Regions from separate parts of the Mus musculus genome. Here all the other regions are linked to region 1. A link is a loop called in an ENCODE intact Hi-C map of the cell type or tissue named here. Cell type or tissue: heart. All regions are shown on one strand. Region 1 has its middle 4.6 kb from the start of Smad6. Region 2 has its middle 26 kb from the start of Gm36033. Region 3 overlaps Smad6 (SMAD family member 6).

What was found. Hi-C counts contacts between places; a loop is a spot of excess contacts. Peaks named below come from ENCODE experiments on the same cell type or tissue, not always from the same donor. Only the 100,000 strongest peaks of a DNase experiment are listed, where the experiment ranks them.
Region 2: it touches region 1 in a loop (2.8-fold over the local background); 9 of 42 quality-filtered maps call a loop at or near these places.
Region 3: a loop joins it to region 1, with 3 times the contacts of the local background. A loop is called at or near these places in 6 of 42 quality-filtered maps.

Annotation. Positions count from the first base shown.
Region 1 is chr9:64,022,667-64,030,666 of GRCm38, reverse strand. No RefSeq gene overlaps it. Among named protein-coding and RNA genes, the nearest start is that of Smad6, 4.6 kb to the right of the region's middle. In heart, CTCF peaks have their summits at 4,706, 4,907 (motif pointing left), 5,535 and 7,517; DNase peaks (open chromatin) are centred at 156, 5,536 and 7,606; H3K4me3 peaks cover 953 bases; H3K27ac peaks cover 6,255 bases.
Region 2 is chr9:63,914,414-63,922,413 of GRCm38, reverse strand. No RefSeq gene overlaps it. Among named protein-coding and RNA genes, the nearest start is that of Gm36033, 26 kb to the left of the region's middle. In heart, CTCF peaks have their summits at 3,990 (motif pointing left) and 6,254 (motif pointing left); DNase peaks (open chromatin) are centred at 3,023, 3,172, 3,963 and 6,223; H3K4me3 peaks cover 388 bases; H3K27ac peaks cover 5,617 bases.
Region 3 is chr9:63,968,221-63,976,220 of GRCm38, reverse strand. All of the region lies in intron 3 of Smad6 (SMAD family member 6), which reads left to right. Among named protein-coding and RNA genes, the nearest start is that of Gm36033, 28 kb to the right of the region's middle. In heart, a CTCF peak has its summit at 4,482; DNase peaks (open chromatin) are centred at 4,400, 5,210, 5,660, 7,470 and 4 weaker places; H3K4me3 peaks cover 688 bases; H3K27ac peaks cover 7,210 bases.

The DNA.
Region 1 (8,000 bases):
TGGAGGTGTCCAGGGTCTGCAGGGGTCATAATGTTGCCTTGTGTCCAGCACCAGGCTCTGGAGGATGTGGGTGACTCTGTCTTCTGTCCCTTCTCTGAAGGTGACTTGTGCCAGACGGAATGAGGATAGGGTGTGTTTCTGATGGCCTCTGTGCACCAGGCTCTGGAGCAAACAAAAGCATGAAGCCAGCCCTGGCCAGGCTGGAAAGGAAGACATACACACAGGAAGTCCCAAGCAAGGCGAGACAGGATGTACCGCCCCACTGTCGTCAGCTCCTACCTCTGTCTCTGCTTGGTCTTGTCATTTCATTTGTCATTTGAGTCATGTCCTGCTTTGCAGGTCAATGGACTGTTTCAGAGATTAGGATTCTTTAATAAACAATTCTTTTGTTGATTTTCTTCCTTTCTGCAACCACTGTTAATAATTTAGACAGCAAATTTGTCATTCCTGAGCTTTTGATTTAACTATTTCTAAGGATTCAGCTTGGGGAGGGAACTGACAGGTGTCCACCTGGGACTGCCTGCCAGGGTGCAGGAAACAGAGAGCAGGATGTGGCTTTGGTACTGAATAGGACTATCTAGACCTTGTACCAAGCACAAGTATTAGCGATTTACTATTGGACGGCTTTGGGGAAGGGCACTTGCAGCCAAGCTTGATATCCTTAGTTTGTTCCCTGGGATCCACACTGGAGAAAGAACCAGCTCTTACAATTTGCATTCTGACCTCCACACTTGTTCCAGGGCACACAAGCCCTCCAAAATTAATTAATTATTAAATAGATCTAAAAAGATAAAGATAACAAAGTTGGGAGTGGTGGAGGATACTGCCTGTAATCCCAGGAGAGACTGAGGCAGGAGGATGGTAAGTTTGAGACCAATCTGTGCTATATAGTGAGACTGTTATATCAAAAGACAACAACACTACAGTACAACCAAACCAAATAACAAGCAATTGAACAGACCACCAAATGGTTCTGTGTTGAAGAGTGAGTCCATTCCTCTTTACCAGGCCTGTCCCCAGACAGGGACTCACATGGTAGCCTAGGATAGCCTGGGAGTTGTGTTAATCCCCCTGTCTCCGTGACAAGCAGGTACCACCAATGCCTGGTTTTAATTGTGCATATTTCCAGTTTGTGTATCTGTAAACACATGCTTTTTAGTCAAGGTTAGCTGGGTGTAGTGGCACATGCCTATAGTCTTAGAAAACACCCCAGAAAGCAGAGACAGGGCTATCAAAAGTTCAAGCCATCCTCAGCTACACAGTAAGTTAATAGCTAGCCTGGATTACATGAAACACTGTTTCAAAAATGAAACAAAAATAAAAATGAATGTGAACAATAATGTAGTGGGCTAGCTATGTTGCTCAAAGGCAGAGACCTTGCCTAGCGTTGAGGGACATGGCTTCAGTCTCTGTACAGCAGGGATGGGCCTGTGGCATAATGTCCACTGTGGTCAAACCCTTAGGTTTCCTGCTTTCTCTCTTATTTCTTTTATATTTTTAACAATTTATCGCTGGGTGATGGTGGTGCACACCTTTGATTCCAGCCCTTAGGAAGCAGAGGCAGGCAAATCTCTGAGTTCAAGGTCAGTCTGGTCTACAGATTGAGTTCCAGGACAGCCAGAGTTACACTGTCAGTGAAACCAAAAAGCCCAGAGCCTGTCTTTTCTTATAAAATAATAGTTACGGATGAGACTTTGCACATGTCAGAAGTAGCACACAGCCCTCCTTTGCAAGTGCATCTGTGGGGTGTGCGTAGGCTGAGAGTGAGGACTGATGGACATAAGTCTTATGCAGACTGGAGGGCAAGCTGGCTGACTCTGTTAGAAATTCCAATCTGCCTCCCTTCTCCCAACATTACTGGAGTGTCCCCAGGGTGCTAGGCTAGGGGTGTGGCAAGTTATCTCAAGTTCTGAGGAAGAGGGGCCTGCCAATGTCAGGGTCCTGCAAGGAAGGGAGGCTTGGGGTTCAAACAGAAAGGCATATGGCACCCACAGTAAAGCCTGGGGTATCAGAGAACGTGTGGGAAGCTCTTTGAGGTCAGGAGTCAGAGGGAAGAGGAGAGATGCAGGCAAGCCTTCTAACATTTTCATTCCACTGCCTGGTGTATCTGAATCAGGGATTTTTTTTAAAAAGATATATTTATTTTATATATGTAAGTACACTGTTGCTGTCTTCAGACACACCAGAAGAGGGCATTGGATCTCATTACAGATGGTTGTGAGCCACCATGTGGGTACTGGAAATTGAACTCAGGACCTCTGGAAGAGCAGTCAGTGCTCTTAACTGCTGAGCCATCTCTCCAGGCCTGGATTAGTTTTAATATCAATGTAGAATGTGTTGTAAATAAATATATATGTAATAGTCAAGGGAGAGAGTTGAGGGTAGGGAGTGGGACAATTAAATGTCATTATGAAATGTGTGGAAGTATCAAGCAGTTACAAGTTTAAATATATTATCTATTTCACATATCTGTGTAGTATACGTATATGTTAAAGAAGCTCTATCATGTAAAGATACATTTCCTGGTGCTGGGGATCTAGCTTAGGTGGAGACTCCTGGCTTTGATTCTGAGCACCTTATCAATCCGCCATGGTATATTCCTATAATCCAAATACTTGGAAGGTGGAGGCAGGAGGCTCAGGAAGTCAAGTTAGTTCTTAGTTATACAACAAGTTCAAGGCCAGCTTGGACTTCACGAGACTCTGTTTTTTTGTTTGTTTGTTTGTTTTTTAGATTTTATTTATTATTATATGTAAGTACACTGTAGCTGTCTTCAGACCCAGGGTGGCTAGAATAATACTAGCAACTGGTTCAGGAGTGCTATGGAAATACACCTCCTGCGGCCGCCCCCCCCCCCAATTACGAGGCAAAAACCAAAGGAATCATCTTTTCTGAGAGACATTGAGACAAATGAAACAAAACCAAAGAGGGAGACATTAGATACTGATCAACCCGGTGTCACATAGCCACTGGCGATCCCAGGGTCATTTGGTATGATACACAGAGAAATAGACTTACTTGATGCACAAGTCAACCTATGTCTTTTAAAAAAGCGATAAACATAACTAATGTCCTGCCTTTGTAGATGTTATTAATTACAAACGGAACTGAGTGCTGGAGCCATAGTTCAGGGGCTAAGAGGCTTGCCCCTACAGCAGGGGACCCGGGTTCAGCCCACAGCACCCACATGGCAGGTTAAAACCATTTGGAACTCCAGTTCCAGGGGACCTGACACTCTCTTCTGGTCCTTAGGGTACCAAGTACGTACATGATACACAGATATACATGCAGGCAAATACTAAATAAACAAAGTGTCTTTGATCTCCAGCACTATATAACAGAACACAGTGTTGACTATATATCAAGCTAGAGGCCAGCCTGGATTACATGAGACCCTATCTCAAAAACTATAAATAAATGCCAAATGGCCTGGCATTTCATCTTCAAAAAGTGACTGCACACTCTTAAGCACGCGACAGCAGAGACCGGATATATGTGTCTCAGATGAATCTCTGCTTCCCTTTCTTCACTGCTTCCACCCTGGTCCAGGCCTCCTCTGACTCTCCCAGCCAGGCTCCTGCTCCCGCCTGGGCAGCAGGCTATTCTTTACATGCAGTTAGGTGGAACCTAGTAAAACAGAAAGCCAGCCTGGGCTAAGTGGCCTAGCACAGCGGTAGAACACTCAGCTAGCACGCACACAGCCCAGGGTTTGGTCCTGCATATCAACCACATAACCTAGAAAGCAGGTCCTGCCTCTCCCTTGCTCAGGACCTTCAGTGGCTCCCAACTGACCTGGAACACAAGCCAAAGACCCACCAATGGCTTGCATGGGCCCACATCTGCCCCGAGTATTTCTCTGACTTCTTTACCTCTGTGAAGCCTTGGAATGTTCTAAACACATGCGTTCCAGGCATGAATCTGCTTCGGGGCTCTTGTGCTCACTGCTATCCATCCCTGCAGCTGTTTGCAAGCAGACTGTGAGGGAAAACCCCCTGCCCCAACTACCACTATGACGTCAATGTCACCACCAAGACCTCAACCCAATTATGTCCCGAAGAAAATGTCATTCCCTCACTCCAATGTCACCTTCCCAGGGAAGTCTTCCCTGATATATGCCTCCCTGCCCCCTGACACTCCTCTTTCCTCTTCTTTTTTTCACTTTGGCCGTGGCGTTTTCAGTGTGCAGAGCACCCTGCTCCTTTGGTTGTGGTCTGTCTCTTTCTCACTAGATTCCATGAACTCTGGAATTACTGGACTTGGCTTATTGCAGGTTCCCCAGCTCTGGGAGGAGGAGGTGGGCACTCAGCAGGAGCTCAATAAACACCAATAAACACAGAGCTCCATTAGAGTATACGGGCATCCCCTGACCCCACAAGGAAGAGTCTGTAGCATGTATCAGAATTCCAGAAGGGCTGTTTATCACTTTCAAGTGTGTCCCAACTTTTCCACTTGGGTTTATGTTGACCAAGTAGATTTGCTTTCCAAAGGAGTAGACAACATCCCTTAGCCAGTGGGTCCTAGGGTTGTAATATAACATTTGAGCATATAATAAATTCTTCTCCTAGAGCTAATAAGCAGGGCCTGGGCATTTGAATCAGTTTCTGTACAGTGGGTTATGATGAATCTTCTTGTTAATCCATTTAGTCATGGTGAGAGGTGGCTATGCGTTCTGTATAACTTCTTTGTTTGTAAACCATGCTCCCTAGATCCAGATCCCTTCCCATCACTCAGAAGCAAACTCTAGCTTCAGTGACTTCTGCTGTTTCATGTCATAGTCCTTACTAGTTAATGTGGAAACTTCCTAGGGGCAAAAGACAACTTTTTTTTTTTCTCTGTAGAACCAGGTGCTAAGGAGCCACACACTCACTCACCTGGTCTCAACTCTGCCACCTACTGGCCATACGAGCAGAAACAAAATAGCCTACCGTCTGTTTCCCCAGCTTTGAAGAAGAGTCTAGGAACAAGACCTTCCTTGTGTTGCTGGGAGAGTTGGAGAAGATGGTGCCTAGGAAAGTCTAGCTGGGGAGCATGGGGGCTCGGTGAAGTGGGAATTTTAACTCAGCCACCCTGCAGGTTGTTCTGGTGCCAGGAGAAGTGAGGCAAGAACTGTCTCAGACAGGAGCGTGTCCAGTGGTCTTATTCTGATTCACACTGATGTGGGTGGCCTAGCCTGGCTACTTGGGATCTCTGCCCTTATGGGCCTTTATTTCAGGGGAAAGAACATGGAACTGTGCTGTTGTAAGTGGGGCAATACTGAAATGAGGAATCATGGAGTGCTCTGAGGAGAGAGAGGAAGGAGGGGACAGGTGTGAAGCTAAGGGGTCAGCTACTTCTTCCTGGGTGACTTCCTGCAACTGCAGAACCTTGACGATAGTTGCAGAACCTTGACGATGGGAGTCCAGCCTTCCTCCTTTGCCCTCTCTTCCTTATATCCCAGGGACTCCCAGCCTGGCAGTTTAGTAGGGTGGAGGTCAGAGCTGCCACTCTGCAGGTCTGTGCAGCTGGCCACCACTGCACACACCCTCTAGTGGTTATAAGGTGTGTCAAGTCCTGAGCTGGATGGGCCTGAGGAGGAGCAGCCCTCAGCTTTGGCAGCTGTCCCTAGCTGGCATGATGATTGCTATTCCCATTTTACAGAGGATAACCCACACTTACCCAGTTGGAGAAGTACCATAGTAGCATCAGTCCTAGACTCAGGCTTACCAGACTCTGGTTGTAGTGCAGGGGGCATCCTTTCTAGGCTACATTACCCCACCCTATATCTATCTCCTAGTGAACATGGGCCAAGAGGCTAAATTTTGCTTAAGTTAGCAGCCCTCTTATTTATTCCTTTATTTAATTGTTCGTTTCATGTGTGTTTGTGGTATATGTGTTGTGAATGTATATATATGCCTGAGGCCAGAGGTTGACATTGTCTGCTTGACTACTCTCCACCTTCCTTATTTATTTAGGAATGAGAGAGCTCCAGGAATCTGCCTCTGTTTGCCCCTCCCCCACAACCTCCCATATCTCAATTCTGGGTTTGCCAGCCAGCACTGCTGGGCCTCCCCCCCCCCCCCAGGGACCACTGGGCATCCAATTCAGGTTGTCATGGTGAACACTTTAGTGATATCCCATCTCTCCAGCGCCTAGCTTAAGGTAGCAGGCTTCTTAAGGTCCTGTTTTAGTCTCTCCTAGCCTGGTATACCTCAGGGAGAGATGCTTGTGCTCAGAGTAAGGAGCAGGAGGGACAGAAAGTCTCAACTCATACTCCTCACCAGGAGTAGGGATGTGGGGAGACTTCTGTAAGGATCCTCCCCTACTGTGAGGGAGGCCTTGCAGATTGTCTACAGGCAGGGAACTCTTTCAGGAGTCTTGGTGTCTTTGACACTCATACTTCTTTCTAGCTGGGTTCAAGTCCCACCCGATCAGGGATGACAAACTTGTGCAGGCTATTGTGTCCAAGGCCTTGGCACTCTATATAATGGTGGTTGCCAGCTACCCTCATCTCCAGAGTCTTGTAGTGGGGAGTTGTGGCCTCCGTATGAAATGTCCATCCAGCAGGTCTAATAGAGGCAGTACCATGCACCTTATTTGGGAAACCACACACCTAAAAGCGATGTTGTGACATCACATAGTTACATGCCTCTCCCTGCTGTTGGGGAGTGGGGGTGAGAACTTGGAGCTCTCTGGTTTTGGTGTCTTAGTGCTCTCAATAGGTTTCAAATTAAATGAGCAAGTTTCTGTGCCTCAGTTTCTCATCTGTACACAGAGAAAATAAAACCCATTAGCTGTTTAGGCTTGAAACTTCTGCTACCATGGTAAAGAGCTCAAAGCATCTGCTCTTATTGTAACCCAGAGGCAAGGCAACAAAATCTTCGTAAGAGAGAACATAATTGGCTTCTCTTTGTATTTATTATTTTATTTTGGGAGACTTTCGGAGACAGGGTCTTACGCAGGCCCAGGCTGGCTTCCAGGTCTCTGTGTAGCCCAGGAGAGCACTGAACTCCTGATTCTCTTTCCTCTACCTCCCAAGTGCTGTACTCATGGGTGTGCACAATCCTGTAGGCTCTCTTTGCGTTTTAGGATCATCAACTTCTTCAGGGATGAACGGAAGCTAAAAGACAAGTTTGTGTGGGCGCTTCTTGCCCACTTTTGATGTATGCACTTATTAGTAAGGATTTCCTAGAATCTTGAGAAACCAAGGCCAGGACAGCTACTCATATTCACCTTGGCCAAAATAGTGAAGGGTGGGTGTGACAATCGGCCCTGCAGCACTGGAGTACCTGGCTCCAGGTAAGACTCAGGGAAGTAGTCTGTATCTTTCCTACACACACGACCCTTCCCCCAGCGCACTTCCAGACCCGTTCCTGGACTTGCACACCACCTTCGCTACAGCAGTCCAGAGCACAGGTATCCTAAAGGGGATCACAAGTCCGCGCCCCATCCTCCCCACTCCGCCTCCCGCGGGGTGCGGCGTCAAGCCCCAGGCCAATGAGAGTAGCGGAATTTCTTTCATTGAGCTCGGGGCCCCGCTCCTGCCCGGAAAGGGGCGTGGTGCTGCGCCGGGGGTGGGGCCGCGGCGCGCCAGGGGAGGGCGGGGCCGGCCCTGCGGCTGGGCCAATCGGCGCCACGCCCGGGAGGGGGAGGGGGAACCAGGCCTTTTTTCCCCTCCGCGCGGGGCCAATCCTGACTTTACAAGCTTGAACTTTTGCCACCCTCGGACTAGCAAGCACGCCCGAGGAGGTACCCCGCCGCGCCGGCTCCAGGGCAGGAGCGGCCTTAACCCTTCCCATGCCGGGTCCCCAAGTCTGTCCCCAACTTGCCCCCGTTTTTATAGTGAAACATAACTGGGGAAAGCACGCCCCTCTATCACTCTCGAAGGGGCATAAGGTAAATCCTCGAAGGGAGAAGAAAGCGCCTGGCCTTGAGAGGAGCCTAGGACGCCAGGAGGGAGAGCCGGGGCGACCAGGAGGAGCCATCCAAGAGCACTCCTGCCTCTACCCCACCCTGTCCAAGTC
Region 2 (8,000 bases), 110 kb after region 1:
ACTAACAAACCACAAGCCCCACATCCACCCAACAACCACCAACCCCACCTATCAGGACTCTAGTATTTATTTATTTATTTATTTTAAAGATTTGTTTATTTATTATATGCGAGTACACTGCAGCTGTCTTCAGACACTACAGAAAAGGGTAGGATCTTATTACAGATGTTGTGAGACACCACGTGGTTGCTGGGATTTGAACTCAGGACCTCTGGAAGAACAGTCAGTGCTCTTAACCGCTGAGCCATCTCTCCAGCCCCGGCTCTAGTATTTATGTACCCCCTGAAAAGTTCCCAGAATTCCAAACGTCACATAATCACAGAAACTCTCTGCAGCTGGCAAAACCATGCCTCTGCTAGAGCATGAGACAAATCATAGTCAGCTGCTGCGGACAGTGCAACACAGCCCCACATTCTCACACCTGGGATTAAAACAAAGCATATTCTTATAGTCGTTCTGTGTTTTTTAAGGAAATCAAAATTCTAGAATTCGTACTCCATGACACTGGTCTAGCCCAAGACCTGACCTTCCTTCCTTGTTCCTGTGGCTCTATGGCTCTCTCTGCCTTTCACAGAGCTATATATGTATCTGGGGCAGAAGCTGGCTCTGTCACCGCCATCCTGGCTTGTGGTACTTAGGTGTATGGTGGCGGCTGATGAATGCATTGTAAGAACTGCTCTAGTAAGGGTGTGATGGTGCCAGGGACAAAAGTGGGCTTTGATTATGAAGGAAGAGGCACATGGGGTGGGTGAGGCGGGATCCTGGTTTGGGCTTGGCTTGGGGAGGCCTCTGAGAGCTGGGTGGGTGAATTTGAAGGTCAGAGCATAAGGCCTCATGTGCTTCTCTAGGGCAGTGGAATTCTAGAATTCCAGGCCTTCTTTTCTGAGCTGGAGAAGAGGTCGTGGGGCCTGGCTGTGGGACTGTCAGGTCCCTTGGAGAGACTACAGGTGCAGGGACTTGGGTGTTCATTCCCCCTGGGACTTTTTGGCAGGGAGAAGCCCAGGCCACTCTCTCCAATCATCCAGAGCACTGATCCGTGGCTTTCACCCCTAAGAAGCTCCTGAAAGCCTGTAAGCCAAAGAGAGAGGAGAGAGAGAGAGCATGTGTGTGCCCAAAGCCACACGCGTCAGGGTGAGGGAAAACCTGGACCCTCCGCTGCCTAACCTCATTCCCACACCTCATGTCCATGCTGGCTGCCACATGACAATTGGCCAGCTCTGACCTCCGCTTACTATAGGTAAATTTGGAGCTCAAGGTTCTGATGCAGGCTGAGGGGAACACCCACTACTGTCAGAAAGCCTTTCCCAGTAATTCCTGAGGCTGCCTGATCACTCCAACAGTCTTCTCAAGAATTCCTTGAGTCCTTAGGATGGCTAATATTGATTGACACTTGATGTGATGGAGAACCACCCAGACTTTCCGGGTGCACCTGTGAGGGAGTTTTTAGATTGGGTTAACTACGTTGGGAAGACCCACTCTAAATGAGCGAGGTGTCTGTCATTCCATGGGCTGGGGATTCCTTGGGGATAGGGTGGGGAGGTGTGGGGGAGGGGGATTTGGGCTGAGTCCCAGCGTTTGTGTCTCTGCTTCCTGATTGCAGATGCACAGAGATCAGCTGTAGTTCTGGGGTTCACCTCCCCTCTTGGGGGGTGTCTGGACTCAAGTTGGAGGAACCGGTGGGGTCTGCGGGATCCGGGTCAGGTTGGGAACGAGTGATGGGGGATGGGGACCTTCATTGAGAATCTTAGTGTTACGGCTCTTTTAGACAAAGGCCTTCTCAGACGAGCTTTGGTGAAGCAGCTTTCTGAGGGAATCATAGCTTGTTTTGGATGCATACACTTTATTTGGGGTGAGCCAAAGGTTATATAGGTTTTGGGTTGAGGATATTCAGGGAGGGAAAAAGTCACTGGCTGATGGCTAAGCCTACAGAGATGCCTCATTTGCATGGGGAAGAATTCCAGAGGCTGTGCTACTGTGACTGCCTGTACCTACCTGGTTGCTGGGGGGTGGGGGAGGCCAGAGGGGGTGTCTCCAGGTCATGTGCTCCTTCCGAGACAGGCACAGAAACAGGGATGGGGCTATGTCTGCTCCTGCTGGTCTCAAGTTTAGAGATGTCTGGGGTCTGACCGTGCTCTACCTTGCCAGTTCCGTGTCAGGTCCTCTTGTGGCACAGTCCACGTGCCTCGCTGCCACGTCTTTCCCACCACGGTGGACTGCTTCCTCAAACTCTGAGTCAAAAATGAGCCCTTCCTGTCTTACATTGCCTTCGTTAGGCAGTAGCAAGGAGTAAGCAAGAAGCCAGGCAGGCCTCCTCCATCAGACTAGAGACCCCTTGCTCCTGGGCACCTCAGCTCTCAGGGCTGTGGTCTTTTTGTACTGACATTCACCCCAGAGCCCCTCCAGTCTGTGAGCCTGGGGCTGGAGGCCTGGTCTGGGTTAGGTTGGTGAGTGGTGATAGATCTTTCAGGCGATTCCTCCTGGCAGGAGCCCTGGGCCGTGTCTTATCTCTTCCTAAGCCCTCTCACGGAGTCTGACATAGAGGAGGCTGTGTGTATCCTTGGCAATGCCATTTGAGGGGACCTAGACAAGTCCAGGGATCCCCAACCCCAGCCCAGGATCTCCAGTTTATTATAAGTGCATTATAGACCCAGGGAGAATGCCTTCCCTGGCATTCTCTTCATGGGAAGGAAACTGAGGCAGCCCAGCCTGCTCTGGGCCTGGCGCCTCTGGGGACTCTGCTGACTTTTCCATACAAACCCCCTTTGGGTTTTATTTTGGCCTGTGTGGGGAGGCTGAAACCCTGGGGAGGGGTAACTTTTCTTTGGTGACAGGCGTGGGCCAAGTCCTCTTGGGCCTGTGAGAGCAGTGGGACCCGTCTGGGAGGAAACCACCGGCAGACACCTTATCAGGCCCTGCCGCCTGTTATCTGTGTCTCCTCAGTGAAAGAGCCACCATGCTTAGACCACTCCAGGCCCAGAACAAAAGCATCCAAGTCAGCTGGCGTCCCCGTGGCTCCACATCAGCCAGTGGCCCACACTGGATATTTGGGGGCGGGAGGGGGCGGCTGCCTGGCTGGCGACAGCCAGTCTGCCTAGACTCCCCAGGCCAAGTATCTACATGGCCAGGACCAGCCCCCCTCTCCCTAGAATGGGCTTGGGGCTCGGGGTTACCCCAGTGCTGCATGATCCTAATGAAATGTCAGCCACAAAGGACGGGACACAGAGGGGCCTGTCCAGGAACAAGGGCCAAGTGTTGGCGTGGGAGGAGGGCCGGGGCCGGGCTGGTCAACTGATTACTTGTAATAATTGCAGTGGACACCCTCGGGCCATGGGGCAGCCGGCGCCTGGCACCGGGTTCCTCTCCCCACTACCATGGGACGCATAGCAGATAGGGCCCAAGTCCAAAAACACCCAGAGCAGATTGCCAGCTGAGGCCTGGACATGGCCGTACACTTCCAGTCCCAGCACCCTGCTGAGGAGAAGCAAGCACTCGCTTGAAGGCTGCCTCCTCATTCAGGAAGTACCTGCTTGTCTGGCCTCTTGTGGGACTGTCATGGAGAGCTGGGCAGGTTGCATACCACACACCGACATCTGTCCTCTAAAGCAAGCTTAAAATCCTTGCTGGCAGGCAATGGTATAAACTCAGTCAGAGGTTGCGTCTCTGCTGGGAAGGGGCACCTCTGTATAGTGGGGGCCCTGGGGGACATTGAGATGGCATGTCTCTTTTGGTAAGATAGGTAGAGGTCATCTTCCAGATATGATAGAGATTGTTCAGTTAAGTCTGAGTTCCAGCGAAGCAATAGATGCGCGTTATCCAATGTAACTATGGCCTTTACAGCACTGCAGTGCTTAAAGTGTTGTGGGGCTGGTTGTGGCAGCCCAGCATGGAGGCCGGATGAAGAAGATAGTCTATGGGCCTGTCTTGTGGTGAACTGGTACCAAGCAAGGGTGAGCCAGGCTGCAAGGTCTGACACTGTCCAGGGCTCCCTCTGGTGGTCATGTGGAGATCAGGCTAGCCACCAGAAAGGCTTGAGCCTGTGCCACACTTTGGAGGCCACTGGCTGGGGGCTGTGTGTGGACTTATGAACTGTTTTTGAGACAGAGTTTCAAGGAGCCCAGGCTTGCCTCCAAGCTTCTGTGTAGCTGAGGCTGACCTTGAACTTCTGATCCACTCACATTTACAGCTTTTATTTTATTAAAAAAAAAAAAGATGTATCTATTTTATGTATATAAGTACTCTGTAGCTGTCTTCAGATACACCAGAAGAGGGCATCTGATCTTATTACAGATGGTTGTGAGCCACCATGTGGTTGCTGGGATTTGAACTCAGGACCTCTGGAAGAGGAGCCAGTGCTCTTAACCACTGAGCCATTTGTCCAATTCCTATGCTTGTTTTTAAAAATTAATTAATTAGTGTGTGTATGCTCGTGAGCACACACGTGTGTTTGGGCACTCGTGCATGCTCACTTATGCCCAAGTGCTTGTGTGGAAATCAGAGGACAGTTTTCATGAGCCAGATCTCTCCTTCCTTCCTTCCTTCCTTCCTTCCTTCCTTCCTTCCTTCCTTCCTTCTTTCCTTGTTCCTTCCTTCCTTCCTTCCTTCCTTCCTTCCTTCCTTCCTTCCTTCCACTGTGAGATCAGGGGATGGAACTCACGATGCATGCGTAAGATTTTCAGAACAAGATCTTTACCTGCTGAGCCATGGGGCCCACACCATGGCCAGGTTTTAAAAAACATGATATTGGGGACAAATGGAAACCAGGCCCTCATGCTGTGTTAGGCATGGAGCTCTGAGCTCCAGCTCTGACAGGGCATTTTCTTACAGAAAGCAGAAAGTCCAGTGTGAGGGGCGCTGCGTTTTGATCACCTACTTAGCCACTGTCTGTCAGTCATGGCCAATTTCGTTCCTTATGCAAACTTTCTGCCTCTCCTGGCAACTGGGTGTTTTTGAAGCAAATGCCAGGCATGTTATTTCATCCATAAACATGTCAGTATATATCACTAGGAGATAAGGCCTAAGGATTCCTCAAAGCTGGAGCCGCCAGGAATTCACCCAAAGCCCTTATATCACTCCTAAGAAGAGGGGCCCTGCACCAGGACGCCCCAGTCTCCCGAGACCCCCTTTAAAGTCTCCTGGCCTTTCATCCCCTTGGACAAGTGTTCCCATGCCAGGATTTCCTGTCTCTCACTGCCCCGGGCTCCTCAAGTGTAGTCTGCGACCTCCTTGGGGAATTCTCCTTGAAAGCGCTGTGGCTCCCACAACTACAGACAGTTCCAAAACTCATGCCTGCTTTGTTCTCTGCCCCTGCTATAGATGGCATTAGAGGGCCATTCTTGGGGACTCAGACTTCCTGGGGAATGTGAGGAAATATGCAGGGTTTCACAGAGGATCAAGACCCCAGATTTGGACCAGAGCCCCTGCTTAGGGCAGCTTAAGTGCCTGCTGTTCAATGACCGTTCCCCTAGGAAGTGTCTGACTCTGCCTCACTGAGAATTTTTTTGTGATCAGTGTCCTGCTCTGGGCCCTAAATAGGGAGCTGGCCTATTTTGGTGACCTTCTCCCTACCTGACCTCACCTCAGATTTGGTGGCCCCAGAGCCACTGGAGAGAGAGGAGCTGAGGGGTACAGAACTCCAAGAATCAGATGTGGTTCCCTTTCTTCAAGGAGGGAGAAATCGAAGTTCAGGGAAAGAGAGAAACTCGACCAGGCTCCCCAGCAAATAGCTGGCACAGTCAGGATTGGAGTATGCTGGTACCCGGATGCTTCCCTGGTGTTCAAGGACATTCCCTGGGCACATCCTCCTCACCAGGCCTCATTCAGCCACCAGTTGAGAGGCCAGCTCACCAGCCTCTTCTCTTCTGTTCTCTCACTAAAGAGACTCCTGAAGGCAGAACTCTGTGGGTGTCTGCAACGTCAATCCTTTCCTGTCATTTCTGAGCGGGAAAGGCACCGCCCTGTTTTCCAGAGGTGGAAACAGATGCCCAGAAAGATGCAGTGAACTGGCCACGGCCACACAGCTGCATAGTGGAGGCAACCAGATTAGATCCAGAGTCCCTGAACTATGGACGATTCTGCTTTGTGCGAACACCACCAGAGAGCGGCAACCCATCTAACAACCTTTGAGCCTTTGAGCTCCTGGCTGGTGGTTTCTCTGTATCACCTCTTGCTCTTCCTAATCCAAGCAGGGTGGGACTAACACTACACAGCCATTGCAGATGAAATGGCACATGTGCTCCCCCTGGTGGAGGGGTATGGAAATTTCCTCTCTCTTCTGCAAGGTTGGCTTGCTCCCGTGAGCAGCCTACCAACAGCTCTGTAACCTGTGATGATGTTTAATTAGCCTGTTGTATATTTGCCATTTTCTTCCTCTTTCGACCCAGTACTTCCCCATGTGCTGGCATTTCCCCTTGGTTTGGACCCTCCCCATCTCTCCTTGCTAAACATCCTTAGTCGTGGCTAAAACACAACTATCTCTGTCAGCTCTGTTTTCGGGAAAGCAGGGAGGATTAAGGTTACAGCAACTGGGGAGACTGGAGAACCTGAGAACCACAAAGATGCTCTCACTCTCTCCAGTCCAGGGACACTCTGCGGTGAGAGGTCTGTGCTCTCCCATGCCCCTGACCAGGGGCTGAGCCTTCCTTCTTCTACACTGGGATAAGACCATTTCAGAGAAGCAGATGAGAGCGGCTCTCTGCTCTCCACACAGGGTAAGAGTCCTGTTTTCTGAAACTTGGACAAGATACAGAAATACCAGGAAGGTCCTTGTGGGTACCACTTTGAGCCTCTCTGTACACTAGGGCCCTGCTCAGCTCTTAGGAGAACTTGGACAGTGATGTGCGATCTGCGTGAGCTGGGTAGCACATGGAACTAAAGAGGGTTCTCTTAGGAGGCAAGGTGGCCCACATGAGAGGTGGAGGCAGAAGAATATTCAAGGGAAGGCCAGTTGAGAGGCAAGGGTCATGTCACCTCCAGGTCTCCACCTTTAACGTCCTGCTGTCCACTGGTCATCCCCACCCTGAGATCCTGTGGGTCTTAGACATTCCTGCCTGTGCCTTTCCTGCCAGATGACTCCTCCTCCTCCACTCATGCATCATTCACAGCCGGTCAGTCTTCAAGCGCTTGTGTTCTGTTAGTCTCATTCCGTAAGAGTTATCCCTGAAACTACACAGTCTATGAGACTTGACAAATGTATAGCAAATGTGTAAACATCATGACAGTCAAGATATAGAGCCCTTTCATCAAGCCTTGCCATAGGCAACCCCTCCTCCCATCTCCAGCCTGGTCTCTGTTTTCTGTCCCCATAGTGTGCCTTTGCACATGGAATCTGGCTCCTCTCACTTGGCTCCAGGGCTTGGAAAGCCATCCACATTTGCTCCTTCCTGTCACCATTCGATGGCTTTTCATGGACACGGTGCCATTTGTTTATCTGCTTGCTGGATGAGGGACATTTGGCTTGTTTCTAGTTTGGGATAGTTATGAAGAATGTCACTGAACATGTTACACTTCTAGATTTTGTGCAAATATAGATGCCCGCTTCTCTGGGGTTGATCCCTACCAGAGGGACCACAGGGACATGTGTGTTTAGTTTCACAGCTGTGTGCCAAACTATAGTTCAGAACAGCTGGATCATTTCCAAAGTATAACTTTTAACATTTAAATCTTCACTTGGATATCAAACAAACAAGAAATCTAAACTAAAACAAGAACAACTCGTCTCTCTGTCATTCTCTCTTCCTCTCTCACCCTCTCTCCTCTCTGAGAGAAAGGGTTTATTCCATCTTACAATGAAAGGGTACAGTCCATCCTGTGGGGAAGTCAAGGAAGCAGGAACCTGAAGCAACTGGCCCACCCATACTCTGAAGGCAGACAGTGAGTGAGCTAGCTTTAGTTTTCATCAATGGATAGCAGGGAGTGGATTTTCTGGGTCAAGTGGTTGGTGTTTCCTAAGAAACTGTCAGGGCTGAGCTTTAACTCTGTAGGTAGAGTGCTTCCCTAGCATG
Region 3 (8,000 bases), 54 kb after region 1:
TGGACACGCAGGCACGCCATCCATAGTCCTGTGTGCAGCTCTGCAAACTCTCCTGGGTGGGAGGAGCTTAACACCGCGGGAACCGCCTTGAATTTAATTATGTGTGCAGGGTCTGTAGGGAGTGTGGGGTGGGGATGAGTTGTGTGCATGGGAGTGCAGTTCCTGAAGAATCCAGAAGGTTGTCCGATCCTCTACAGCTGGGAGCGCAGCAGGTACAGGTGCTGGGAACTGACTGAACTCTAGTCTTGTCCGAGCCGTGCCGACCCGTCTCTGCCGCCTCCGGCTGTCCTCCACTGTCCAGTGGAGGAAACACTTGCCCTCCTTGCTGCATGTCCACTGTATGGGTTTCTCAGAGTCTCTGTGGCGGGAGGTGAGACTCTGAAATGAGAGCCTGCTAGCTGATTGGCAGGGCCATTGCAGTGTGATCTCCCGGAGTTCTGATGCCTGTCTTGAGGGTGGGGTACAGTTACTAACCATCCTGATTTTACAAATGGGTTCTCGGAGAAAAACACACCTTTTGACTCTAGACCTGTAGGTCATGACCCCCTTGGGGTAGCAAACAACCCTTTCACAGGAGTCACATGAGAACAATTGGGAAACATAGTTATTTACATTGTGATTCCTAATAGTAACAAAATTACAGTTATGAAGTAGCAACAAAATGATTTTATGGGAGGGAGTCACCACAACATGAGGAACTATGTTAAAGGGAAGGAAGCCCAGCCGCTGTAGACAGTGGTATTAGAGCTCAGAACTTCACTCAAGACTCCATCGCGAGGGTTGCGATGAGACTCTGACTCCTGAGGAAACTCTTGGCAGCATCAAGATGGACTGGGGCGAGGATGAGGATGGGGCTCACAGGGTTGGGCATACAGGACGCCTTACTCACAATCCCTCTTCTGTTGCTCATTTGCTGTGTAACCTTGGATAAACGTCTTTCCCTTTCTGGCCCTGTAAAGTAGTACAGGGTAGTACTTAGGGTAGGTTATAGCTGAGCTCAAGAGTCATCCAGCAGACACTCTCATAGCCCACAGGATGTTAACAAGCAGGTCTTTCTGGACTTCCAGGCCCCATCATCAAAACAGGGCTGTATTCCCTGCTGCGTGGCAAAGACCATCTCACTACCATCTCGCTAGGCCTCAGTTTCCCATTTGTACCAGGAGATGATGTTCAGATTCTCTCAGGCAGGATGGAGAGAGACAGGCAGCTGTCACATATTTGTTTTAGATCGGTGACTGGAGGACTCCTCCAGAGGTTGCACTGGGGTGAGGATGGAGGGCAGCGTGTGTGTGCGTGTGTGTATGTGTGTGTGTGTGTCACTGTTAAATGTCAAGGCGGATCTGAGGTCCTGTGTAACTTCCTCTAGAACATGTGCTTATCATGGGCTAAGCCCTCAGTTTCATCCCCCACAGTACACACTCGAGTCCCAAGATGTCCTCACCACATCTTCCTTAGTGGCTTTACCACCAGGCCACACTGGTCACTTATCCCAGCCCGGAAGCCTGGCAGCCGTGGTCCCCAGCCCTCCCTGGGCTCTGTGGGCCCCTGGCATGTTACAGGATTCTTTCCTCTTTGCCACTCACTGCCCCGCCAGAACCCTGATTGTGGTTGCTGTTTGTACCTCACTTTAAAGATGAATGATAGAGGCTCCAGGCTGGGGAGCAGTAGGGACCACCCCTTTGGGCCCAGCCTCCACCTCGTGGGGAGGTGGGGAAGCCACTGTGGGGCTGGACTTGAAGGCCTGAGGGGGAAAGGAGGGAGTCCCAGGGGTCTGTGCTCCTAGCCATTTTGGTAAGGAGAAAACCCAACACCCTAATTAGAGGTGACTCCGCCTGTGCGCTCACTTTTTCCTCCCTCCCTCCACACCTCCCCCTCCGCCCCCCATTTGTTGTATCCGTGGGAAAACTGGGAAACTAGGTACCACTGCAATTACAGGGAAAAAAAACCAACAACAACCCAAAATGCTGCCTGCTTGGAGGCTGGAGGAGGGGCGGCTCGAGGGAGGCCCTCTTTGGGGGGGAAAAACTTATTTTTTTTCCTCTTAGATTTTATTTTATTTTATTTTTCCTTTCGTTTGGAAAAGGAGCCCTTCTGCAGTCACGCTGTCACAGTTAAAATAAGGTTTAAATCACAGGCCAGCCCGTGGCTTTTCCCCTTCTTTCAGAATTTTTGCCAACTTGCAATTTACTTAATGAAATCCTGCGATTCTGTTTAACGGGGATATTTTTTGCAGATGTTGGTTTGACTTAGCTTTGCAAAAATATGTGAACTGTGCCATTTCTTTTCCTATTTTTAACGGTTTCAGGACTCTGGTTCATCGGCTCCGGCTCTGCTATGCCAACAGGGCTGTTTACTCGAGCTCTGAAATGCGTGTTTCCATTGTCCTGCCTGCCCTCCTTCCTCCCTCCCACATACCCACAAAGGGGAGGGTCCTGCTACAGAGCAGAACCTTCCACCCAAAAGCTGGGCTGCCCCAGTGGCTCTAGCCGGGGCAGCAGAGTTGCCCATAATCTAGCCCCTACGGTTTGAACAAATGAAGGCCGGAGTCGGGAAGTAACTCATCTAGAGCTACACAGTAAATCAGGAATGGAGTGATCAGAGACCACAGGCTGAAGTGGGAACAGGGCTGATTCCTCTCCCTGGGAAGGCACCTTCCTTCTTCCCGGTCAAGGCCAGCCTGGTCTACATGGTGAGTTCACAGATAGCCAAGGCTATAGAGAGAGACTCTAAGTAAACAAACAAACAAACACCCAAATAAGTGAATAAATAATCTATCCACCTTCGTGTCTATTTGAGGCAGTTGTACTGTGGTAGAGAAAGGGCCCAACTGTTGACGGGTCTTGAGTTCCTCATCTGCGAAGCTTAGTTGATATCCTTGTATCCCAGCAATGTCAAGATCCAAATGGAGAGGCTGCTGAGACCCCAGGAGATGGCTAGGGATTGCCTTTGTAAACTCAAACCACTGGGCCCCCATAATGTGTTAGAGCCCAGGAAGGAAGTGAGGTGTGACCCTAGACCTAGCTGAGAAGTAGCGAGTCTAGGTCTGGGGGTGCCAGTAGCCCTGGTATGCTTGGCACACACAGTGGGAAATGCCCTTTCCTCGGGGAATCCGTTAGCTACCCTTGCTCTAGTTAGGAGCTGCCAGAAGGGCAGAGGCCTTGGACGCCGAGGGAATGGACAGACTGCCTGTGGAACAGACAGAAGCCCAGAGACAGGACCGGGCTGGTGGACCTGCTGCCCCCTCCTGTTGCTCCTGGGGACACCCATCAGGACTCTTCTTTATGAAGGTAGAGCTCATCTTCGAAGCTTAGGTGATATCCATGTATCCCAGCAATGTAAAGACCGAGATGGAGAGTCTGCCGAAACCCCAGGAGATGGCTAGAGAAGTCAGGGCAGGCCTCTGGGTCCTGGCCATGTCCCTCAGCTGTAGGAGGCACTGCCCACATGGCTGGAGAGCAAGCAAGGCCACAGTAGCTCCGGGCCCCGAGGGGCCTGTCCTGCCCTGAGTGTGAACACTGCCATGAATTCTTAGGTGTACACAGACCAAGAAGGAGATGCTGTCAGGGAGACAGACTGGGAGGTCCAGTCCAGAGTCTGGATGGTAGGCATCAGATTCTCTGCAAGGGTAGAACAAGAGAGAGACAGCCACACTAGTGTGACTGGTGTCACGGACAGGGTGGGGACCCTCCCGGAAGCATATGCCACACGGATCCCCTTTATATCGAGTTGCTGCGTTTGTGGTGTCTATGTTGTCCATCCATCTCCTCCTCTTCCTCCTCCTCTTAAAAGACTAGGCTGGCCTTGAACTCACAGAGATCCTCCCACCTCTGCCTCCCGAGTACTTCCATGAAAGGCATGTCCCCAGCAGGGTGAGGCTGTCTTAGTTAGGGTTTCTGTTGCTGTGATAAAGACTGTGACCAAAAGCAACTTGGGAAGGAAGGACGGTTATTTTGTCTTATACCTCTCAGGTGTGTGATAGTGGTGCGTGATAGGCAAGCCCCCTACCAAATGAACTACATTTGAACTCCTGCTTTGTTATTAGATCTGTAGTGTCACTCGGGTGGCTCCTGGGGCTGGAGGCATGCTCAGTGGTGAAGAGCGCTTTGCTCTTCCAGAGGACCCAAGTTTGGTTCCTAGCAACCACATCTGGCAGTTCACAACCATCTGTAACTCCAGCTCCAGGCGTCAGGTCAGAGCAGGCCATTGTAGCCTTGTCTTCCACCTGTGTGCCCTGCTTTGTCTTGCTCCACAGTGTGACACCCCGTACTTCATCTCCTTGACAGCCACCTCAGAATCTCTGCTTTCTCTCACCCCATAACTGCCCCTCAGTTGTCATGCTCAGGTCATGTCCTTACAGACAGAGGCGTGCTGGACAAGTCTTGTGCATTTCAGTGCAGAGGAAGGAAGGCAGCCTAGTGGGGTGCTTTCCTGTGTGGAGAGCAGCCTCAGACTGGATGTGTGAGTCCTGAGCCACCCTCTGGTCATGACCTTGAATGGACCAGGAGGCCCTAGTTTCTTTTCATCTGTTAATAACCGAGCTCTCAGCATCCTTCTGAGAACTGGGTGTGTCTGATACACGGTGAGCTCACAGGCCGTGCTAGCTGTTAGGGCTTTTTTTTTTTTTTTTAAAGATTTATTTATTTATTATATGTAAGTACACTGTAGCTGTCTTCAGACACTCCAGAAGAGGGAGTCAGATCTTGTTACAGATGGTTGTGAGCCACCATGTGGTTGCTGGGATTTGAACTCCGGACCTTCGGAAGAGCAGTCGGGTGCTCTTACCCACTGAGCCATCTCACCAGCCCTAGGGCTTTCATCCTCTGGCAGTTCTTGGTGACAAGTGTTCTTGACCCGTTACCTAGCTACAGAAACGGAAGCTCAGAGACACTAAGACCATTCATCCCAGGTAGTCATCTGGACCAGCGGTAGAGGCAGGACTTGAACCCTCATCCTGGATTCCAAATCCCACAGGAAAGGTAGACACTCTCCCAAGGGCTTGTCATCAAACACACCCAGAGCCACTGAGTCAGATTGATTCGTGCTGGCTCCAGAGTGTCGCCTCCTTCCCAGTTAGTCTCCCAGGCCTGGCACTAGAGCAGCTGCATCTGTCTCGTGCTAGGAAGTTGATTTGGTTTGGTCCCTGTACCCTGGTCATCTGTTTACGAGGGAGTCAGCTCTCCTACCTCTATGCCAGGCTGCTGATCGTGACCCATCGGGGCCAGCAGAGGGGCCTCCTAATCTTGTGCAAAACACACAGAATATCAGACTCCACCCAGGACCCATGAATCAGAGTCTCCAGGGGTGGGGCCTGGGAATCTTGACTTGAGGGCACCAGAGTAGAAGAAACTTGGGCTCTTTCATCCCTTTTCTATTGTGGTAGGGGAAGTCAGGACTTGGAGAGCCGTCTCAGGCTTGGTTGCTGGGAGACCTAGTGAGCTTATGGCCCATAAAGCCACTCTCTGGTCTCTTACCTGGGCTGTGACCACTGTCATGCGCCACACTGTCCCTGTCCTGAACAGCACGTACCCGGTCAAGCCTCAGATTGTCTGGTACAATGGAGGTGACTGTGAATGGCTGTGACTGAGTGAGCAGAGACAGGCTTTCTGGAAACACAGGCCTTGCTCGCAGACTTCCTGTGTCTTACAATGTTATCTTCAGAATAGGAAACTTTGCCCCATTTTTGCAACGCACATCCTCTGCCTGAGAGTCCATGGCGGAGCCGGGGCGGGTCATTTCTCAGGCACAGGCAGGGAGTTGTTCCGACAGCCCAGGGATTGGGGAGTCCGGGGGTGGGGGCGCTCCCTGCTACTCACAAAAACAAACAAACAGACCGTTTTGCAAAAATAATTCATGTTGGATGGACTCGTTGGTGATACTTGTTTTAGTTTCTCTGGCTCGCTCGTGGTATCCAGGATAGTGTCCTGCCTGGGACGTCAAGGGATTTCTGCTTCTTTGCCTCCGTTTCCTCTTCTCTAAATGGAGGAGGTTGAGTTCAGTAAAGCTCCAACCCTGAAGTTATAACAGTTCTCCACAAATCCGTTAGAGCCTCCCCCGCATGTTCCTGGGACAGTTGACCATGCCTTTTGACAGTAGTATGCAAAGCCAGCCACCTGGAGTTTTCAGAGTTCTACCAGTCTGAGGTGAGTTTCACCCCCTTGCCCTGAAACCTTCTCATGACCAGATGGGGTGGCGGTCAGTCTCCTCAGTCCACAGAACCCATTTGGGGGGCAGAAGTAGGATGGTGGCTCTAACTGCCTGCCTGTGGGACTTTCTGCCGGCAACTCTGGAACAGAATAATTATTCGTGTTGTTTTGGTGGGGGGAAACAATAAAATGTGTATAAGCCACTAAATAACTCTGAGATGACTAGAAGGGATAAACAAACGTCTCCCCAGTTTCCTCTGACAACCCCAGTACTTTCTTGCTTCAGTCTCCTGCCCCTGCGTGCAGTAGGTATCTGTCTGGTACAAGCGAAACCCAACCTCCTAAGCCAATTCTCTCTCCCTGCATCTCAGTGGCAGCTCTGCTGGCTGGAACCCAAACCCACAATAAGTGACTCTCGAAAACACCCTACCCACTCTTTCCCTTCAGGGAGTGTGCATCCGTGGTTTCTGAGTGGAGCTCCACGTGTTCAAGGCCCGGTTTGGGCGGTTTTCTGTTCGCTGTGTTGTGAGCCAGCAGGTAGAGGTGGCTGGACTCTGACAGAGAGTGGCCTGCTAATTTCGTGTTCACAATGAAGTTTTAGTATGAATGTCGAGGAGGAGAGAGAGGCGTTGTCCTGATGCTCACCTTGGAGTCAGATGGCTTGACTGATGAGGGTCACAGTCCCCAGGGTGTCTGTGGAAAATGTCTATCTTGTGGTAAGGCGTGTGCATGTGATGAGCTGTGCTTCATTGTCTTATTGAGGCATGTATGTTCTAGGGCTGGGGATGGAAGCCAGGACTTCTTGCCTGCTAGGGACCCACTCTACACCATCCCAAGTGACAGCAGTGTGTAAAGCCCACCAGAACGAGGCAGAGGAGTTTGTCTGTATGCGGGGGTGGGGAGTATCCTCCATACACCAGGCTTCCCCACAGGGAACAGAGAGGCCCTGGCTAGCCCTGTGATCCATCACAAGGCGGCTCCTTCATCCTACATCTTGTCTGGGTGTTAGTGAGCTAGAAGATTCCAAAATGCCTACAAGATGGTCTTGGTGGGCTCCAGTGAGCATTCCTGGAATCAGGAGCCAGAAAGTGAGGAGAGACTGGTCCTGTGTACTACAGTCTAACCCGTGTCTCTAAGGACAGTGCTGTGGGGTAGCGCCAGGACAGAGGTACCCTGGGAAGACTGGCGGCTCTGGGTCTCCCTGGCTGGACTCCAGCTCCCACGTGCCTCGAGACACAAGAGGTTGCTCCTGACTCTGTGCCCTTAGGGACTGGCCTGTCTGGAACCTGCCACTATCCTCCCCCCCACAAACACCCCATCCCCGTCAGCACTGCCTTCCCGACTTGGCAGGGCCACTTCTCCAAGCTGGAACAGCTCTCGGTATTTCCAGCTTGGCCTCCTGCCCACATCTCTGGGGCCTTACAGTCTGTCCCTCTCAAGGCAGGACCTAGGCACCATATCTGCCAACTGCTTCACCGGCTCACAGAGTCTCTTCCTACTGCCCTACACCCTGTTTGTCTGTGGGGTCCTGAGCGTCCCGAACTTCCTGTGCGTATGTTGTAGTGTGTGTGTGTGTGTGTGTGTGTGTGTGTGTGTGTGATAGGTTTGCAGTTGTGTGTCTGTGAATGTGTAGGTTCAAAGGTGAGCCTTGCATATTGTTCCTCAGAAGTTGCCCATCTTTGTTTGTTTGTTTGTTTGTTTGTTTTGAGGCAGAGTCTCCCACTGGCTTAGGCGTGCTGATTAGTCTAGGCTGACTTGGCAATCCTCAGAGAAGGAAGCTCTGAGATCCTTCTGTCTCTGCCTCCCCAGTGCTGAGCTTACAAGTGCATGCTACCACATGTGGCTTTTCACGTGGGT